2 separate regions of the Mus musculus genome follow, and region 2 is linked to region 1. A link is a loop called in an ENCODE intact Hi-C map of the cell type or tissue named here. Cell type or tissue: heart. All regions are shown on one strand. Links, peaks and the distances in the headings refer to the core of each region. The heading gives the core; the rest is flanking DNA.

Evidence for each region. Hi-C counts contacts between places; a loop is a spot of excess contacts. Peaks named below come from ENCODE experiments on the same cell type or tissue, not always from the same donor. Only the 100,000 strongest peaks of a DNase experiment are listed, where the experiment ranks them.
Region 2: it touches region 1 in a loop (1.9-fold over the local background); 2 of 42 quality-filtered maps call a loop at or near these places.

The regions. Positions count from the first base shown.
Region 1 is chr3:37,585,661-37,588,468 of GRCm38, reverse strand. All of the region lies in intron 2 of Gm36412 (a long non-coding RNA gene), which reads left to right. Among named protein-coding and RNA genes, the nearest start is that of Gm36412, 15 kb to the left of the region's middle. In heart, for the core only: a CTCF peak has its summit at 1,772; a DNase peak (open chromatin) is centred at 2,188; H3K4me3 peaks cover 1,044 bases; H3K27ac peaks cover 1,333 bases.
Region 2 is chr3:37,514,058-37,516,865 of GRCm38, reverse strand. All of the region lies in intron 14 of Spata5 (spermatogenesis associated 5), which reads right to left. Among named protein-coding and RNA genes, the nearest start is that of Gm36412, 87 kb to the left of the region's middle. In heart, for the core only: a CTCF peak has its summit at 1,243 (motif pointing left); a DNase peak (open chromatin) is centred at 1,095.

The DNA.
Region 1 (2,808 bases), core at 269-2,768:
ACCCCTTTAGCTCCTTGGGTACTTTCTCTAGCTCCTCTATTGGGGGCCCTGTGATCCATCCATTAGCTGACTGTGAGCATCCACTTCTGTGTTTGCCAGGCCCCGGCATAGCCTCACAAGAGACAGCTAAATCTTGCTGGTGTATGCAATGGTGTCAGCATTTGGAGGCTCATTATGGGATGGATCCCCGGGTATGGTAGTCTCTAGATGGCCCATCCTTTCATCTCAGCCCCAAACTTTGTCTCTGTAACTCCTTCCATGGGTGTTTTGTTCCCAATTCTAAGAAGGGGCGAAGTGACCACACTTTGGTCTTCGTTCTTCTTGTGTTTCATGTGTTTTACAAATTGTATCTTGTATCTTGGGTATACTAAGTTTCTGGGCTAATATCCACTTATCAGTGAGTACATATCATGTGAGTTCTTTTGTGATTGGGTTACCTCACTCAGGATGATGCCCTCCAGGGAGGACCTGCTTCCTAACCAGGGGACAGAATGTCAAGTGAGCGGCAGAAAAGGAAGAGCCAATGTGAACCAGAGCTTACACAAAGGTTTCATAGAAATAACCCAAAACAGTCTTTTCACCCTAGCTTCTCACAGGGAGGTTTGTGACTGGTGGGAACAGCAGGTAGTGATGGGCAAGTCTCGGGGTGATGTGCCTTCTCTCTAATTCTAATTCTAGGGTCAGAGACCACATGACCTACCTCTCTGTTCACCTCAAGCCCAGTCCTTTCTAGTTCTTAGAACGAACCAGTGGAAGCCGGGCTGTTGTGGCGCACGCCTTTAGTCCCAGCACTCAGGAGGCAGAGGCAGGTGGATCTCTGTGAGTTCGAGGCCAGTGTAGTCTACAGAGTGAGTTCCACGACAGCCAAAGGTACAGAGAAACCCTACCTCAAAAAACCAGAAAACCATAAAACAAACCAACAGAGCTATTGAATTCTGTCAGGGCCGGGCAGATTCCCATGATTCCGCTGGGTGAGCACTCACAGCTTGTTTGTACGCCCAGAAGGCTTTGGGGACGGCTGTTCCTACTGTGTGTCACTGGATGTTGTTAGAGGCTTTGATGTTTTCTAAGGTTGCATAAAGTGCACTTTCAAAGATAGAAAACAGAGGAAGAAAGTCTAACCAATACAAACATCAAAATAACATGACCTTTCTGCCATAAATTAGGGGGCCGGAGAAATGGCTTTCTACAGCTGGGGTATTTGATGTGCTGAACTTGCTGGGTTGGCAGATTAATCGCATTTATACTGGGAAAGTATTCCAGGACATTAAAGGATTTATTTGTTTGCTAATCTGCTTCAGGCCCCAGAGGCCTTGTTACAAAATAAGGGGGCGGAAGGAGAAGAGAAGGGGCTGAAAGGAGGGGCTAGGAACAGGACAGGATTTCTTCCCCGTTGGGCAGGCAGTTTTGTTAACCTAAAGAGGCCAGAGCTCTTCAACACCACGGGAACCTCTGACAGAGCCTCCCTGTTTATGAGCCAAAGAAGTTTGCTTGTTTGCTCTTTCCACCGTATAAAGTTAACGTGGTCTTCCTCTGTAAACACAAGCAGGGTTCTTCCTTGTTTTAACCATCTAGGATTTGGAAGTGTCTGCTTGAGAGACACGCAGATGGAAAAAAATACATGGGGAATTCTGGGAGATTTACTGAGGGCGCCGCTGCTGATGGCGGCTTTCATCTGAGGCAGTTCCCTTTCTTCCCGTTTTGTAAAAAACTCTTTTCCCTCAAATGCAAACAAACATTTGCTTTCCTGTTGCCTTTTCCCCCTGCGGACAGGCTACGAAGTGCACTAGCCAAACAGTCTCTTAATCTCTTGTCCAAAGACTATAACCTTCTTTTGGCAAACCAGCGATTTTGTTTTGTTCCCCAGCACCTTGACAATGCTCAGAAAACATAATCCTCTTCTCACAGTGGAATCTCGGCTTTGCTGTTCTGTCCCCGGCAGCCCAAGCGATGGAATTAAAGGAGAGTTAAGCTTTTCCAGAGAGGCATTTCCTTCCTTGAGGTCCTCACAGAAAAGTCTGCTTTATTTTTAGTAATATCCTGGCTCCTGGTATTGTATTTGTGCACATAATCCCTCCACAATAACGCTAGCTGTCTGGTGGCACGTCCCCCCAAGGAACTCAAAGGCCTTTACAGACGTTAATTAATTCTCCCAGCACCCGGGTGAGATGGGTGGGTGTTCCATTCCGATCTCTGTATTATTATTCCCATTTTGTGATTTTGCCAAAATTCTTTTGCCTTCTTCCCCAGTGTGTTTCCGAATGGAATTCGTCCTCAGTGCCGGGCTGGCTGATTAAGTCCACAGGAAAGGAAGAAATCAGAGTAAAATGAATCAGAAGAGGAGGGTGCAGCACACTGTCAAGCCAAGAAGGCTGGGCTGCTGGAACGCAGGATGCACAATGTGCAGTCCCCCAGCTTCTCCATGGATGCACAGGGGAGTAAGGGAAGAGGGGATGTACAGCCAGCCCTCCCATTCATTCACCCAGAGGGGAGGAGAGCCCAGTCTGGGAACCACGACAGACAAGATGCTCATTAACACCAACAAAGAGGCAGGAACCATCAAGTCTCTTCTGATATCCCCAGCTTCCAGCAAGGACATCCTGCAAACTGTTGCTTCCCAGTCCTAGCCCTACCAGAGCAGTTGATGCCTCCTGTTCTCACCAGCGTAGGTTCTTCTAAGGTGGAAATGTGTTTCTAGAACCCTGATCATGTGATGTACTGATGCTGGTGACTTTTTTTCATGACAGAGGAAAAACTCTTTGGGTGGGGGCAAGAATCATTGGTTGAAAAAACTTAGTACAGAGCCAT
Region 2 (2,808 bases), core at 11-2,510, 71 kb after region 1:
AAAATTTTTATGTTCGCACCGAACTTTTATTACATTAGCATAAATAATTTGAGTTCTTTTTCTTAGTTTTACTCAGAAAATATAAAGATGTCCTCATATTAACATATTGTGCATAACATAGAAGTAAACATTAAAAGGGGTGCTGCCTTTGCTGATCACAAACCTAAGTTTCTCCATTTTCCTTTACCCAACTGTGTGGACATTCAGGGCTCAGTTCCCAGGTGGAGCATAGATCAGAGCAAATGGCTCCACATCTGTGTTTAGGAGAGCCAGACGCTGACTCACTAATCTATTATATTCATATACTACGGTTAAGAGGGAAGAGGCTATGTTGGGTTATGATGATGGAGAGCAAGAGTAGTATCTGTGTATGAAAATCTCCAGATTCCTGATACTATTCTAAACTTTCCACAAGGAATAACTACTTAGTCCAGCTAACAGCCCCAAGAATGGGGCATGGTTATTACCCCTACTTTACAAAGTACCTAACTTGCCTAAAGTGATATTCTAAGTGGCGAAATCAGGACTGGAGTGTGTCTGTCTTGCTCTAGAGTCCATATTTCACTACTGCATTACAATACAAATGAGTGAAGGCTCAAAGTCAGAGGAAAAGAGTATCCCTACACAAGCTGAGTGAGATCTTTAACTCAAAGGAAAGTGCCTTTCCTCCACACTTGATTTAAGGAGTAGAGTAGGCCAAGCATGAAGCAGTAATTACAATAATGACATCAAGCCTTTACTGCATATTCCAACTGTGTTAAGTTCTTTCCTTTGGTGTTTATACAATCGTCTTTGTAACACTCAGAAGTAGTTTATAGGAAAAGAAATGGGAGCCTGAAGAGGTTAAATGTCAACAGTCAGAAGAATATGAACAAGAAACTGAATACACTTTGATTCCATGCCCTCAAACCCTTGATTTCACTTAGACTAGGTGTAAATTAAGATATAAGATCTTCATAAAAATGGGTGGTGGTGGTAAGGACTCCTTCACCCCTCACCACTTGCAGCAGGTGGGAGAGCTGGCCCCCAAGTCATGAGAACAGGAGAGCTGGCTCTACCCCTCACCAGCTGCAGCACTCAGGAGACTGGGGCCTGCACCTTATCTGGACAACACGGTAGAGTTTCCCCTGGCGGCATGGTTGAGGATGAGCTGGCCCCATCCCTAGCTGGCTGTGGCATTGGGTGAGCTGAGGGGTTAGGAGGGGGTGGGGGACAGTGCTGCAGAGCTCCCCCTGGTGGTGAAGGTTCAGGAGAGCTGGCAGGCTGACCAACTCAGCAGAGATACAGGGTTTTGAGTTGGACCACCCCAACATCTACCCCATTTATGAACTACACATGACAAGGCCAATCCTGCAGATTCAAAGCTGCAGGATCTCCTCTGTCTTTTATAAGAAATATAAAATATTAGGAATGTAAGTTATCTGTACACATTTTACCATTTCTAAATGTGTGAGCTTAATAGTATAGGCAACAATCTTAATTCGTGGAATACAGAACCAGAAGCTTCTGGCAGTGGATTGCCTGTTGCAAACCTATGGGCTGTTTCTGTCAAATGGCTGTGCTGGCTAAGAAGACGCTATATTTAAAGCCTTTTGAAGTATTTTAACATATATCTAATTGGTGTAAGTATATGAAGAACCAATGACAGCAGATTTTTACAATATACATATACACACACACCCTGTTCATGAAAATGAAGAATTCATATTATTGCACAAAAATGTACAATATGAATCTTTCCAGCAACAGAGAGCTACCTATCCTTTATCAGAGATGTTTCTTGTTTTTATAGCAGCCAGAAGGGATGGTCTCCAAACTAAATACTCAATATGGCATGCTGGTGCCATGTGGGTAAATGATCTTTAGTAACCAGCTTGCTTTTATCCTAAATTTCAATAAGAAAGGAGAAACAATTTTTTGATTCTTTAAAGTTAAATAAATAAATGACTTAGGGAGGACAGGAGAGAGAGCAGAGTGAGATGGGGAGACAGGTATTACCTGAAGGGGCATCTGCTAGATGCCAAGGGCATTTTGTGGAGTGGCATTTAAACATCTTATGAAGATGGAGATAGTTTTTTTTTCTTGTGTGTGTGTGTGTGTGTGTGTGAACTTTAACCAAATACTTAAAATCTTAAAAAGGAGTGAAAGCTCTGAAAATGCACTGTTACAAACCTAACACATTCTCTTAACAACTCATTTAAAAGCATCTTCCATGTGGGTCATTGGATTAACACTGCTCTGAGCAATAAAATTAATAGGATCATAAATATGAAAGGTCCTAACAGATAGTTCAACTTCACTGATTTGAAACACATGAATGGATTTGTTTTTCACTATTCAGTCTTTTTTCTTGATGTCAACCCAGTTGTCATAAAGATGGTTTCTTTTAGAAATATATACACACACATATATACATATATACATATACATATATATAAAATTTAAGAGGGATACTAAAAACTAGTCTTTAGAGATAAATCTACAGCTTTAAATACTTATCCACCCTTACAGAAGGCCAACAACTTCTATTAAGAGTATTTCCTTGTGGACCCACAAACTACCACAAAGATATTGTACTCAGCTCCCTCGGCTGTAGCAACTCTCAGCTCTCCAGATTTTTCTCTATTGGTATTTTCTGTTCACTAGAAGCCCTGATCTGCCTTGGTCTTATCTTGTTTTAGCTAATGCCCAATCAGCTCTTACACTAATAGCTAAAGAGCTAATTAAGTGACAGCTTTCTCTAGATTTTTCTACTCACCCAATGTAATTTCTCCTTGGAAACTGTAGGCCCATGTGTCATATTGTTTA